3 separate regions of the Homo sapiens genome follow, and regions 2 and 3 are each linked to region 1. The links are chromatin contacts, found by Hi-C or POLR2A ChIA-PET in ENCODE. All regions are on one chromosome and are shown on one strand. The core of a region is the stretch at or near the end of the contact, and the rest is flanking DNA. Distances in the headings are between cores, read along the strand shown. Region 1 overlaps ZMIZ1 (zinc finger MIZ-type containing 1). Region 2 overlaps ZMIZ1 (zinc finger MIZ-type containing 1). Region 3 overlaps ZMIZ1 (zinc finger MIZ-type containing 1).

The links. Hi-C counts contacts between places; a loop is a spot of excess contacts on that map. ChIA-PET counts read pairs that join two places held with the same protein, here RNA polymerase II (POLR2A). Pooled maps may share reads with other maps.
Region 2: a map with no recorded cell type shows a loop between it and region 1 (3-fold over the local background). The contact joins two enhancer-like sites. A Hi-C loop is called at or near these places in 2 of 37 single-sample maps with no recorded cell type and 3 of 50 pooled maps. POLR2A ChIA-PET finds 5 or more read pairs at or near these places in 1 of 52 experiments (activated B cell).
Region 3: a pooled map shows a loop between it and region 1 (7-fold over the local background). The contact joins two enhancer-like sites. A Hi-C loop is called at or near these places in 3 of 37 single-sample maps with no recorded cell type and 4 of 50 pooled maps. POLR2A ChIA-PET finds 5 or more read pairs at or near these places in 1 of 52 experiments (WTC11).

Annotation. Positions count from the first base shown.
Region 1 is chr10:79,247,076-79,252,042 of GRCh38, reverse strand. The region is part of intron 7 of ZMIZ1 (zinc finger MIZ-type containing 1); the gene reads right to left. Among named protein-coding and RNA genes, the nearest start is that of PPIF, 98 kb to the left of the region's middle. RefSeq lists enhancers at 1,372-1,451, 2,862-2,911, 2,161-3,074, 3,075-3,989, a cis regulatory region at 3,196-3,696 and a silencer at 4,682-4,751. Within about 2 kb of position 3,467, at least 28 of the 41 ENCODE cell types and tissues checked have a DNase peak (open chromatin) inside an H3K27ac peak, as active enhancers do.
Region 2 is chr10:79,115,101-79,119,798 of GRCh38, reverse strand. It overlaps ZMIZ1 (zinc finger MIZ-type containing 1), which reads right to left. Exons shown (of 25, transcript NM_020338.4): 2 at 775-884. Among named protein-coding and RNA genes, the nearest start is that of ZMIZ1, 48 kb to the right of the region's middle. RefSeq lists a silencer at 2,660-2,729 and enhancers at 3,340-3,389, 4,675-4,698. Within about 2 kb of position 2,723, at least 11 of the 41 ENCODE cell types and tissues checked have a DNase peak (open chromatin) inside an H3K27ac peak, as active enhancers do.
Region 3 is chr10:79,095,719-79,100,463 of GRCh38, reverse strand. The region is part of intron 1 of ZMIZ1 (zinc finger MIZ-type containing 1); the gene reads right to left. Among named protein-coding and RNA genes, the nearest start is that of ZMIZ1, 29 kb to the right of the region's middle. RefSeq lists enhancers at 1,481-1,640, 2,839-3,410. Within about 2 kb of position 3,272, at least 5 of the 41 ENCODE cell types and tissues checked have a DNase peak (open chromatin) inside an H3K27ac peak, as active enhancers do.

The DNA.
Region 1 (4,967 bases), core at 2,218-4,717:
GCCTGAGCTTACAGTGGAAGCCAAGTGCTCGGCCCTTACTCCCTCCCCTGTCCTGATGCTGCTCCTGGGAGACCCATTGCCCGAGTGGCCTCCTAGAAGCCACTAAGGACCCAACGGTCAAGGCTGCCATGGTTCTAGTAAGGTGGGGATAGGGCGTTTCTCTGTTTTGGGTGCTGCTGCCCTGACCCCCTGGGACAATGGCTTCTGTCCGTTTTCCAGGGCATCCCGGGACTGCCCAGTAACTTTCTGAGCCTGTTGCTGGCAAATCAAATGAAGACATACCTGAGAGTTACACAAGCTGTCCCCACTCCCTGCAGGGAAGACACAAGCCTTTGCTCAGCAAACACTGAGTGAGCCCTGAGCTTCTGGCCAAGAGCCCTGGGGCCCTGGCTGGAGGCAGGGGGACTATTTGCTCCAAGATGTCTCAGGCTCTTGGAGAAGATGGGCATTCTGCATGTTCTACCAGTTCGGGGCTCATGCTGGAGAAAAGGTACCCCCAACAGATGTATGGGGTGAGGGGTTGGGGGAGTGTCTGGATAGGCTGGGCTGCAATGGACAATAAAGAGGCCCCAAAGCTGGGGAGCAGGAGGACAAGTGACCCAGAGGAACACGCCTCCCACAAACATGAGGAGAACCACGTAGAGCAGGAAGGGTAGCTCATGTTTGCTCAGGGGCGATGAGATCCCAGCACTGTGCTCAAGGTGCTGGCTGGAATGAGCTCTTTAATCCTCCCACAGCCCTAGGGGATGAGTACTAGTCTCCGGTTCTACAGATGAGGAAACTGAGGCTTAGACAGGGTGAGAGGTCCCGGTGTGTGGAGAAGACAGGAGAGGAGGGGGACAGACGTAGGGAGCAAGCTTGGGAGGGCACCTTTGTGGGGTGAGGGCCTCTCGCTCCTAACAGTGGGGAGCCACAGGAGGGCCATCCCATCCCCACCTGGAAACCCCCAATTCAGTGCAGTGCCCAGTCTTCACCTCCTCGATCTCTACAATGGCCACAAGTCCCCAGCAAGCCCCTCCCCTTTTGGCCCCCCAGCTTCCTGTGCCTTCTCCCTGCGCGTGGTCTGTTCCCCAGGATGGTCTTCCGGCCTTGCGCCTGAAGGCTGTTCTGTCTCCCAGTACCCATCCCGACACCAAGGACACCGTGGGTGCCAGGACCTAGGGTTTGACAAGAAGCCGTGTGTTGGCTCCTGGGACCCTTCCCCAGCTCCCAGAATTTCCTCTCAGCGAGGGGTTCTCCAGGCACCCTTTGGGCACCTGAAAGCCAAGGCTGGACTCACAGTCCTTATTCTGCAAGCCCACTCTCACTAGGATGGCTGGACCCCAAGGGCCACCTCAACATGGCTCGACTCACAGACCCTCTGCCCAGAAATGCAGGGGCTCACAGACCCTGACAAACTATGGGTAGACCTCAAGGAAGAAGTCCTTGTGCAAATCACTGGCGGGCTTCAGAAGTCCAGGGTGCAGACTCTCACCTCTCATTCCCCAAGAGGGAAATGAAAGTGGGCACGTGGGTGCCGGCCACGCTTACTTCCTCCAGAGCTGACACATGCTAGGACCTCCCTGATGGCTGCCGGAGGGACAGCCAGGCAGCTTCTCTCTGGGACAGACAAGTGGCAAGCACACTTGTGCCCCTCTGTCCCCTGACCTTCTCAGGCTCTCCTGTTACAGTGGCCATGCTGGAAGGAGGGATAAGCCCCCAGATGGCACCACCCTCCACAGGGCACAGCAAGGTCTCCAGCTGCAACACAGGGCAAGGACAGGCAGGAGTACTGTACAGATGAGAAAACTGAGGCTCAGACAGAAGGGGGCTGGTGGTGGAGCTGGGTGGAGAGAACCCAGTCTCGGGCTCAGGAACTTGAGGGGAACCTAATGCCCAGCCAGTTTTGGAACTAAGCCCATGCTGCGAGGGGATGAATCCACCTGACAGTGATGAAAGCTGCCAGCTACTGAGACGTTACTATGGGCCAGATACCAACCTAAGCGCCTTTTAGCCCCATCTCATTTACTCCCCACTGCAACCCTGCCAGGCAGGGACAAGTAGCTCTACTGCACTGATCAGGAAACAGAGGCTCAGAGAACCTTGGTGACTTACTCAAAGTCACCTGGTAAATGACAGATGTGGGTTTCATAATTACTGTCTGACACTGGCTTGGGAAGGACACCGGGTGGCCCCATTTTAAGAGCCCCGGGTAGTTGGGCAGGGAGGTCCCTCGTGCATTGGGGGGAAAGGGAGAGGAGCAGTCACCAGAGCTGCCAACAGGGTAGGCCCGCGGGCCACAGAGTGACCACTTCAGGCACAGCACTGCCAACAGATCTTTCTACCATGATGGGAACATTCCACCACTGCACTGTCCAATCTGGTAGCCACTAGCCCGTGAAATGTGACTACTGTGACTGAGGAACTGAAAACTTCATTTAATTTTACTAATGTACATTTAAATACATGTGTGGCTGCTATACTGGACAGCACAGTAAATCCCACGCTGCTCCTTACAAGCAGGGACCTCAAGAAAGGCAGGCACCCCTCACATCACACAGACAAGCTGGGGAGCCAGAGCTGGGCCAAGACCTCGAGCCTTTCAATTCCTGCCTGGGTGACCAGGGCCGCCATGTCCTCATGCTCCGGGCTGGCCATCTGACAGACATTTACGCAGCACCCAGCGTGGATGCAAGTCACGAACCGCCTGTCCTTCAAGTCAGTGTAGTGGGCTGACACCCAGGTGGGCAAGGGATGACAGGAAGCTACTGATGTACAGCGCTGGATCCTGGATGTGCACAGGAGCTAAGGACCGCAAGGAGACAGTGGCCCCGGACGCTGGGTGTGGGGATCCAGGGAAAGCTTCCTGGGCCATGCCATGGCATTAGAGCTGGGCCTGGAAGCAGCAGAAGTGAGAGGCAGGAAAAAGGGCTCCTTGGGCTTCCTTTTTCCTTCCTCTCTGAAACATGCCCCCCATTTTTTCACAGTCCTGGCCTCCCACACACAGGGGTTGAACCAGACCTTGCTAAATCTTCTGCGCACAGTGAAGCTGCCCATCAGATCATAAGCTCTTGGGAGGCAGACAGGGAGCTGGTAAATCACTAGTGCCTCAGGCTCTGACCCAGGGAGCAGGGATTCAACACTGGAGCCCTGGGAGGGTGGGAGACCAACTCTGCAAGCCCAGAGACTACCCGCTGGCACCCATCCACTCCAGTCCCAGCCCCAGGGAAATGCACACATTGATTTAAAGCCTCCTGGGCCTGGCTAGAATCCCCCGAGGGACTAGGGAGAGACTCCACAAACAGGACTGCCTCTCTTTTCCAGGAGAGCAGAGGACTGTTGTGGGGAGGTCTGGACAAGCTCCATCCAGTTCCCGGAGCTCCTCAGAAGGCAGAGCTGGCTGCCCTCGCCCCCCACCATGGGCAACCACAAAACAGGAACCCTGAAACAAGACGAGGCTTTCCATTGCGTCAGCAGGGGCAGGGACATTCCCACAGCAGGACGCCGACCTCGCACTACTCCCAACTTCTATGCCCGATTCCTGCCTGCTACTCAGCAGCAGCCCTGCTCCTAGAAGCAGGAGGAGTCCCAGTGCCTCTGAGGCTCCAAAGCCTTTGATGGCTCCCCACTGCCCTGAAGGTGTTGCAGCAGCCTCACTCAACCTCTCCTCGAGCTCCTGCTAACCTCCCCCCTGCCATCTGGAGGGACATCCTCCTTTCTCATCAAGCGCCATACCTCTCCTGGTTTCCAAGCCTTCGCAGCTACTAGTCCTCCCACCCAACAGTCCTTTCTCATCCTGCCCATTTCCAAAATCAAGTTTCACCTGGGAAGTGTTTCAGGCCGCTCCAGCCTGAAAGTCACCATTTTCCCCTCTTCCTTCTATAGCTCTTGGGGTGTAGAGCATAGGCCTCTGTTCATCTAATTCTCTCTTGCCGTGCTGCACCCTAATATTTCCCACTGCACACCCAGATGCGGGTGGTGGCACCCAAAGACATGGCCCAAGCTTCTTTCTCACTTTCCTCTCTCCCCACCTCTCTGGCACAGGGCTGGTATTGAGGCCCTGGAGTGGAGTCTACCTTTTAGAGATGAGATAAAGATGAGGCAGAGATGAGACACTCAGGCCCCCAGAGGGGAAGTGACTTGCCAAAGGTCACACACTAATTTGGCACCAGACTACAGATACAATCACTTCAGGGCTAGTGTTGGGAGCCATGATTCTACCAATAGCATCAGAATTATCTGGGGAGCTTTACAAGCCAAATCACAGGGGCCGGGCCTCCCCTCAGACCCAACAACTCTCCAGGGTGGTTTGGGAGCCTCAGTCTCAGAAAATGTGAGTGTCCTGGCTAAATCCCCTGTTCTCCATTCACCCAGTACACACAAAGCAGCACCACTGCCCCAGGCCAGGCACTTCTAAGGCCTGGCCTCACCCTACGGGGGGTGGGAGCAGTTGGGGAACCCAGCAGGGTCTCTGCGGCTTAGAGAAGCCCCAGGGTGGCTCTAAGGAGAAGTCAGGGCCATGGCTGGGGCTACTGAGAGGGAGGAAAAGGGTCATACTTCCTGAGCCTGGCCAGGCAGGGGGACAGCAGACTGCCTGCTTGGCCCACCCAGGGGTCCTCACGCCCAGTACTCTGGGTGATGGGGGTAGCTCCCAGCTCTGTGCATCAGTTTGGAAAGGCACACAGCCCATCAGATCCTGGGGAACAAGGACACTGTGAGCTTCCCCGAGGGACTCACTATGGGTCCTGGAAGGGCTCCCCGGAAAGGCCTCATCAGTGCCCCGCCCCTGACCATTTTCTCCCTCTAGAGGACTGGAAACCTGAGAGTGTCGCCAAAGGTCCTCGCATCCCTCAAGCTGCCCTGATGGGCCTTGAAGAACCCTCTTTCTGGTGTGCGGGGGTCCCTGCAGAAAGCCACCGCATTTTCAGACCTCCCACTTCAGTCAGGTCAGGGCCATGGGAGCTGGAGGCGGCAGCAAGGCCTGCTGC
Region 2 (4,698 bases), core at 1,474-3,973, 130 kb after region 1:
AGGCACCCAGAGGCCAGGCCTGGTCCCTGCCACATCACATCACAAATGGGTCATGACCCCAGACCCACCAGGAGCCTGTCACCTGGTAAAAGCCCCTCTCCCTTTTTCTTAAGTTGGGACAGGATCTGGCACTTCTGAAGACACCCATAATTGCCCTGATCCCCACCCCCAAAAAGAAGCTAGGAGCAAGGCCAGAGGCAGAGTAGGCCAGCGGGCAGTGGCTGGCGCACTGGAGCCACACAGACCTGGACTTGAACCCTAGGCTCAGCCAGGTGTGCCGCCTGGGGCAAGTTACTTCCTGAGTGAGTGACGTTCAGTTTTCTCACATGTACAATGCTGGTGATTACAGCAATGCTCTCATAAGGCTGCTGTGATGCTGAAAGAAGTAATAACTCTATAGTACTTTGCACAGTACCCAGAATACAGTTAAGTGCTTGTCGGGTTAGAGGATATCATTACTGTTATTTCCATGGACTAGAGTAGAAAGCTGAGGCCCTCTAGAAGGAAAGGGCTACCCAAGGCGATACTGGGAGTTGGCAGCAGAATAAAATCCCATGTCCAGGTCCCAAGTCAGGACATTCACCACCCTCCACTGTGTGGCTTTCTTTGAGAGGAAAAGGCCAAGGAACAAATAAAGACTGAGAAAGAAGCCCCTTCCCCTCCCCAGCCCTCTGGGCCCCTGAAACAGCACCATGCACTCTGGGCAGCCCGCACTCCCTGTCTGCCCCACGTCAGCAGGTGCACAGCACCAGAGGGCCAGCCCATCCCACTTACCTGCTCAGGCCTCTGCAGAAGGACCAGGACTCAAGTCTGCTGAGAGCGTCTGGAGGAGGAGGTGGCAGCCCCAGCAGTAGTACGAAATCAGAACACAGCTGCCGTGAGTCCTATGGGAGACAAGAAAGGGGGCAGTGAGCTCCAAGCTCTGACCCTGCGGGCAGCCCCTCACCCACGTCATGGACCTCTAGGTCCTGGCTGCCATCTCCTGGAAGATGGAACTGGCCCACCAACGTGGAGCTACTCGAGACACTGGATACCGTCCTGCCACTGCCAAATAAAGGTCGCAGCTCCTGAACGTCACATTCGAAGCCCCAGCACCGGCCGAGCAGCCCCGCAGCCCTGAAAGCCAGACCACAGCAGCAGCCAAACCTGCCTGCCCACCACTAGGCTCCAGTCAGCCCGGCCTCCCAGAGCCCCTGGCTCCGGCCTTGGCACACGCTGGGTGCCCCGCTCAGAGCTCTTCTCCCCACTTCTCTGTCTTTCAAGGGCCCCTGGCCTTTGAGACTCTGCTCAAGTGCTTCCGTGGAGCCCTCTCTCACCAGCCCCTCCTTGCTTGTTCATCTCCAGTGGGCTGTGCGCCTGGCCAACCTTGCCTCCTCCCGCTTCCCACAGGACACTCTCCCGCTCCAGGCCCAGCTCCTGGACATTGGGAGTGAAGTCTAGTTTCTCTCTGTCCTCTGAACTGGTTAACAAGGACCACAGAGATTCCTTGATGGATGAATGGTGCCGTGAAAGTGTGCAGTGAACAAACAGAAAAACATGGGCTGACTGAAGTCAGGAGGCCTCCCCCCATCCCTTCCTCTATTCGATTCTAGAATATGGGGTCAGATTGATGAGAAGAAAGGGACTTGGTGAGGTTGATACTTTTCCTTGTCATTTTACAAATGAGGAAACTGAGGCCCTGAGAGGGAAAGGGTTCCTCCCATGGTGAAAGGCAAGGCTGGAGTGAAGTCCAAATCTCCTCAGGGATGGAGGCTGTGTGGCTGTCTCCCCCCAGTTCCTGCATCTGCAGACCCCTGGCCTCCCTGACTGTTGAGGGTCAGGTCAACCATGAAAGGCAGCTGCTGGGAAAAGGAGAAGGCAATAGGAGGCCTCTGGGGTGGAAAAAGTGTAGCAGGAAAGCTCATGCTCAGAAAAGAGGGATCAGCCTCATGGCTCTACTTCCCCTGACCTGGGGGCCTGAGGCTCAGGGCGGGCAGAGGGGACATCACAGGAAGCCCCTTCCAGTGTCCACAAGATGCACCTCCAGCCCATCTTCAGCTGGGTCTTTGTAAAGTCCCCCTTCTGCTGGTGGGGCACACACTAGACACTAGACCCACCACTTGGAAGAATAGTTTGGAAGGGTCTCTTACCCTGTGACCTCTCCCATGACCCAGGAACTCCATGTCCACAGAAAAATGTGCATATGTTCACCAGAAGACATGTGTTAGAATGCTCGTAGCAAGGCAATTCGTAACAGCCAGAAAATGAAAACTTCCCAGATGGCCACCAACCATAGAATGGGTCAACTGGTGTTTCCACACAACAAACTGCTGCACAGGCTTGGGAATGAGTGATCTGCAACTTCATCCAACAACACTACGGGTAAATCTTGCAAACACAATGTTGACTCAAAAAGCCAGGCACGACAGAGAATACACTTATGAGATCCATTTATATAAAGGTCAAGAAGGGCAAAAAGACTCTACGCCTGTAATAGATGAAATACGGCAGGGGTCCTCTGGAGTTCCTCCTATCAAGAGGCGGAGTCTGTTCTCCACCTGCTGAGAGCTGGCCTTGAGAGTTGTTTAGATCAATAGGATTCGGTGTGAGTGACATTTTGTGAGTTATAGAGACTAGGCCTCCTCAAGAGGTCCTGCCATTTCTGGCCTTGCCTCTCTTGTGAGGCTGCAGGCCATGGAGGGAGGTGTCTGTCTTAGTGGAGGGTGGGGAACTCCCCTGGCAACAGCCAGCACCCACTGCCCGTGTGACTGAGGCCATCTGGACCTTCCAGTCCAGCAGACACTCAAACGTGACTGGAGTCACATGAGCCCAAGCGAATCAGGAGGAGAAGTCCAGCCAAACCACAGAATTGTGAGGTTTCATAAATGGTGGCTGCTTTAAGCCACCAAGTTTTCAGGTGGTTTGCTGGGCAGCAGGAGATAACTCACAGCAGGCTGGAAGTCAGGACAGTCGGTATCCTTGAGGGGGCAGTGAGTAGAGGGCACAGGGGGCTCTAGTGGGTCTGCAAGGTTCTGTTTCTTGATCTGCCTGGCAGCTACAGAAGCATGTGCCCTTCAGGATAATTTGTCAAGCTACAAATGTAGGAGATACACACTTTTCTGCATGGGTGTAACACTTCAATGGAACTAAAGACAAATCTTTCCGTGGCTTTCCACCCAACTGAATCAGGTCAGCCCCGCCCTGGCCAGCCGGCCTCTGTAGCCCATCCCCAGCCCTGCAGGCTCTACCTCACTCTTCTGTGCACCCCCACAGGCTGCATCACACCTCCACCGCAGGATGCCCTTCCCCTTCCTACCATGCTCAAGCCTGCAGTCAGGTGGCACCTTCTCCTGGAGGCCCTCCCTGACCTCCCCAGGCCTTGCCTGGGTGTCCATATTCACACAGTTCTCTCTCTGGGGCTGGGTCTTCCCCAGAGTGTGTAAGTCTCTCTTCTGCCTCTGCAGCTCTCGGAGTTCTCCAAGCAGAAGCTCTATCAGGGTTGGGTGACACCCCTACTCCTCTTCCCCCAGGGTCGAGACACCCCCAGCCATACTGTGATGGCCAGAGCAGGCTTCAGGGTAGGATGGGGAACTGGGATCTCAAGATAGGTCAGCTGCCAGCACCCAACAGGGCAATTCTCTCCTGGGGACCCAGGCTTCTCCCACAGAGATGGAGGGTGGGGCTGAATCCGGGGGTGCAGTAAGGGGCTACAGAGTGCAGGGCTTACGGGGGGATTATACTCCCCATTTCACAGTAAGCCATGATGCCCAGTAAATGTGCACCACTCCTTCCCTCTTAATTATCTATTAAAACAAAATTGCAAGACCCATGGCCGTAGTATAATGCTACACCCTCTGGCAAAACAATGGAAACTGCTAGGCAGACAGAAGGAAGAGTTGTAATGCCAGACAGAGTGGGCATCGGCTCCACCAAAATCCTTCCATGTATTGACTCCATGAATTGTCCATCAGCCCTGAGTGACTGAGAAGGCGGAAGCCCTCCCCCATCCAACCTCAGGTGAGTGACTGGCTGGGGCCTCAGCTGATCCCTAAAGCCAGGGCCTTGGCCTGGCCACCCCTCTAAGGGCCTCTCGCCCCCACATTTGCAGCTCCAGCTCTGTCCTAAATAGATATGTGGTCTCTGGGGAAACCCCTCAGCCCTCAGTTCCCCCCAGTGTCATCTAAGAGCTATGGCTGACACAACGATCTCTGATGAGCCAGTTTTCTCTCTCGTGGGAGGAATGGAATCCCTGACAGGCCAAGGCAGTGCTGAGGCCCACCATCTTTCTGCCTTCCTCAGGGTCTCCACTGTACCAGCGATGATGCTTACCAGCAATAGGATGATGCAGCCACCTCACACACTACAGACAGGCCACAGCACCTGTCACCTTCCTGCCTTCTACCTCCAGGACCCTTTGCTAAGAGAGGAAGCTCCTTACCCAGCAGAGAGGCCCAAACAAGCCAAAAAGTGGCAAGGCTGGGAGAGGGAAAGACATCAGATCCCAGGAAACACGGTCTGTCCTGTAGCAGAGAGAACTCCAAGCCCACAAGGGCAGCTGGGTAGGTCACAGCCTAACATCAGAAGCAACTCTAGACTAGAGTATGCCTTCCACAAGTGGGTCTGCTACCTTGGGAGGTGGTGAGTACCTCATTCCCAGAGGCATGCAAGCAGAAGGGAGCTGCCACGTGGTGCTGTGGGTGCTGTAAGCACCAGAACAGA
Region 3 (4,745 bases), core at 2,023-4,522, 150 kb after region 1:
CTGCCCTCTTTTTTTTTTTTTTTTTTCAGAGATGGTGTCTATGTTGCCCAGGATGTTCTTGAATTCCTGGGCTCTAGCAATTCTCCCACCTTGACCTCCCAAAGTGCTGGATTACAGGCATAAGCCACCATGCCCAGCCCTCACCTGCCTCTTTCTGCTGAGCATTCCCCAACTCATCCTTTGGGCTGAAGCACAAAGGCCACCTCCTCTGGGAGGCCCTCCTTGAATGCCCTCCCCTAGTAGGCTGACCTGAACCTGTCCCCCTGGGGCTCCCCTCAGCAGGGCTCTTGTTCACAGCCACCAGCCCCTCATGCTACAGGTAGTACATGCCCAGTCTTGTTCCCTAGTGAGGCTCTAAACTCCTGGGGTTGGGCCAGGACCAGTCATCCAGGGCCTAGCATTCAACAAGAGATGTGCTCTGAGCATCAGGGTGTGTGGTCCATTACACCCCAGGTCAGGTGGGCATGAGGACCTGCACTGTGGTGATAAGTGACATTCAGAGTGGCTGGAGACTTGTTCGGGTCATACAAGCAGTAGTGATGGGAACCACACCGGTTAGGACCATGTCAGCACCGTGCTCCTACCTGCCCCCATAACCAGGACCTCCAGGTGGTAAAAAGAAGACCTACCTGCTTTTTCAAATGCACCTGTAGCTCCTCTCAATGCTTCACCCAGCCCCCGCTCCTCTGGCAGGAAGGGACACTTCCTCCAAGCCCAAGTCACAGGGGGTTTATGGAGAGATGCTTCCCAGGCACATCACCTGGGAAATGCAGGACCAGCTATCCTCCACCACCCAACAAGTGCAGGGACTTGGGCTCCACACTGGGACGTCCCAAGCAGGGCATGGAGGCTCAGGGAGGTTTGAAGGGAGCCGGGGAGGGGATGGGGGCAGACCTGGGCCCAGAGGCCACCGCTCCCTGTTCCCAGTGCAGCACAGGCCCCTCTGTCTTCCACACGCCAGTCTAACAAGATTGCTTCTTCTTTCCTGAGGCCCTGGGGGGCCTTGCAACCCACCTTTTTTAAAGGCAAACACAGATGCAGAACCAGCCAGGAGTACATCCTGGTGTTGTGTGGAGCCATGGGGAGGGGGAAGGACCTTTTCAAAGGCAGCCTGGGGAAGGGCCAGGAGCACCCCTGCTCATGGGAGCATGGGGTCCCTGTGCCCAGGGCACTCTCAAGGAGCGCTGGTATCCAGCACCAGCACACCGACTCCCGGGGCCTCACGGTGGGTCCCCAGCAGGTGCACCACAGTGATAGCTGCATCAGAATGTGCGCACACCCAAGTCACCCCCACAGCCTAGGGACCCTCCGCTCTGGTTTGCAGACACTGTGGTGCTCTAGGGTGGGTGGGTGTCGAGGAGGGGGTGCAGGCCTTGCTGGGTCTCAGGACCTGCTCTCAAGCAGATGAGCTGGGAACATTGAAATTCTGACTCACTTCTGGAATCTGCCGCCAACATGGTTCCCATTTGGCTCCTCTGCTACTCAAAGCCACTTCCAGCCTCCAGGGGCCAATGCAGACGTCTGCACCACAGTCAAGTCCCCAGTCTCAGAAGTTCTCCAGCTCCAGAGGGCTACTGACAAATGAAGCCTGAGCTGACTCACTGCCCACCCAATCTCCTTGCTAATGACGGTGACCTCACAGGCCTGTCCTCGGTAGGGTGCTGGGCCCCCAGCCGCATGCCACCTCCTCCACCTGGGCACCCAAGGCCCACGCTTCTCAACCGCAGCCTCAGCAGCAGCTTAGAGACGCAGGTTTTGAGATCACCTGCACTCAAATCTCAGTTCTGCTTCTGGGCGGCTGTATGAGTGCGGATGCCCCACTTCAACTCTCTGAATCTCACTGTATGGCTTTCAGGTGACTGGTGGGTTCACTGAGCTCATTATGCAAAAGTAATGCCAATTACTTATCAGGTGCTTGCAATGGACCAGGCACTCATACAAGTATTAATTCATTTATGCTCGCTAGAGTCCTTCGAGATAGGTGGTCAACTATCACCACCTCCATTTTACAGGTGAGGAAACTGAGGCACAGAGCGGTCGAGTCACTTCCCTGAGGTTGCCCAGCTGCTAAGTGTGGGAGCTAGGATTCGGAGCCTGCCTGTCTAGCTCCAGAGTGCTTGTGCTAACCACCACACTACACTGCCTCCAGGCAGCTTCTGCCTTCTCTCCAATGCCGCTGGGGCCTGGCCTGGCCAAAGTCCTCACTCCCGCATAAACTCCAGGATTCATCATGCTTCAGGGCCTGGGCCCACAGAGCTCCCCAGTCTAATAGTCTCTTCTCCTAGTCTACCTGGCAAGACACTTCCAGGCTAGCTCACACACTGCTTCCATTTTCTCCTGACCCTTAGGTAGGAATGATCATTTGACCATTCCCCACAACCCCAAGCCCCAGACTTCCATCAAGTCCTCCAGAGCCTCCAAAGGCCTCCGAGGGCCCAGTGGCATCTTGAATCCAACAGGGACTCAATCAATGCTTGGAGAGTGCCTGAGTGATCCACAGAGTCAAGTCCAAAGGCTTTGCCCGTCTACGTCTGCCTGAGAAGCCCCTGGTAATGAAGCTGCACAGAAGGGCACCAGTGCTGCTGAGGCCTCTCCAGGAACTCCTCTTCCTCACACTGTTGGGTGGGGGGGTGCAGTTAGCATCCAAGCAGCCCACAGAGAGGTGCCATGAAGACCACATATGCTGTGAGCACAAAAGCCCAAAGTGACAGAAATTGATAAAAACTTCACTGCGCCACTGACACCCCATATATCAAAGGCCCCAAATCTCATTCTCTGCTTGCCTCCAATTTCTATCAGAGCTTGCCAGCTGCACATTTATTGAGAAGTTTGTGATCTGACAGGCACTGTATTACCAACATTAATGATGCATCAGTCTCTAGAATTACTGGGGAAACAGTCCAATTGATTTTATTATTATCTCGAGTTCGTCACATTGCATTCCAGGCAGCTTGCTACTAGTTTTGAGCAAGGCCCAAAGTAAATAAACAAAGGTTGCAGGGCCAGGGCTGACCCTAGGCGGAAGAACCTGGGCTTGTCCGGGGACCCCTGGTGACAGCCCTTGCACCCCTCAGCCTCCTCTGCCCTCTATGACAGCAGGATGGTCACTGAAATAGCAGGTGATATTCAGTGGCAGACAGCCAAGCCAGGGGACCAGTTAAGGGCTCAGGCCAGGCCTCCCTTCATGCTGCAAAGATGGAGGTGGCCGGTGGGAGGCAGAAATAGCCAGTGATGTCATGTGTCATGTGCCTCTTGGCTGAGGCAGGGAGCCAGCACCATGTGGGACCCCCCAGCAGATACAGGCATGTCCACACCTGAGCCCATGCCCACAGCAGGCTGGCAGCACTGCTGGCGACCCGGGGGCAAGTGGAGCTGGAAGATATGCATGGTGCCCACCGTGTTTCAGCTGCTCTGCCCCTGCCGGTCATCCCCGAGCCACATGGGACCCCTCTCTGTCTCTAGCCTTTGCACACGCTGTTTCCTCTGCCTGTGTGCTCTCTTTTCCCACCCCATCATCTCACGGCCCTCCTCAGAAAGGCCTTCCTGTCTCAAGGCCCCCACACTCACCTCTGGGTGGTTTTCTATTCAGCACCCTGTTTGTTTCTTTCTTGGTGCTTATCATAATTTATAAAGGTGTCCTTGATTGTGATTGTCTTGTTTACCTGGTTTCTCTCTTTGGCTCCCAGCAGACAGGGATCTTATCTGTTCTGGCCATTGTCCTATTCCCAGAGCCTAGCAGGGGGCTGGCACCCAGCAGGCCCCCACATCCAGGTCTGAAAGCAGGCATTGACTGAAGGAGCCAGTCTCTATCAACCCCTCAAGGCAGCGTTTCGGGTCAAGAAGCACTCAAGAAAACGGCCAATGGTTTCAGAGCCCTTCCCACCCCTCACCTCCACGTGCTGGAGGTTCTTTGAAGCCGTCTCATTTCTTTTCTTTTCTTTTCTTTTCTTTTGAGACGGAGTCTCACTCTGTCGCCCAGGCTGGAGTGCAGTGGCGCAATCTCGGCTCACTGCAAGCTCCGCCTCCCGGGTTCACGCCATTCTCCTGCCTCAGCCTCCCTAGTAGCTGGGACCACAGGTGCCCACCACCACACCTGGCTAATTTTTTTGTATTTTTTAGTAGAGACAGGGTTTCACCGTGTTAGCCAGGATGGTCTCGATCTCCTGACCTTGTGATCCGCCTGTCTCGGCCTCCCAAAGTGCTGGTATTACAGGCGTGAGCCACCGTGCCCAGCCTAGACATCTCATTTCTAACTCCTTGTGCAAACATTTGTCCTTCTGGGCTCATCTCCTCCCCCTCTCCTCCAGACCCACCCTCTACATTCAGCTTCCTTTCTCCAGCAACCTTCAGAGGCAGCAAGGCTGGTGGAAGCTGAGGACCTGTGTCAGGCCAGGAGCCAGGTCCAAATCCCAGCCCCGCAACTGAAGCAAAGCATGTAACTGTCCTAAGTTCTGCTCAATTACCTCCCCTATAAAACAGAGGGGAGAGGCCTGTGGCCCCACCTGCCTCACGGGGATCTGCAGGTTCAGCAACAGAGGAGACATCCCTAGATGGCCACACGTAGTACACACAAGGTGCCTTTAGCGCTGCTGTCTGCTGGTGCTTCAAACTGACCACCAGGACACAGATGCAGGGACCCCAGCAGCCCCAAGATGTGGATCTGAGAAAGGCTTAGAACAATGAAGTCTGGCCTCTGAGGAAGAAATTGATTGCACCCTGAAGATTAACCGGGAGCCACACGGGGT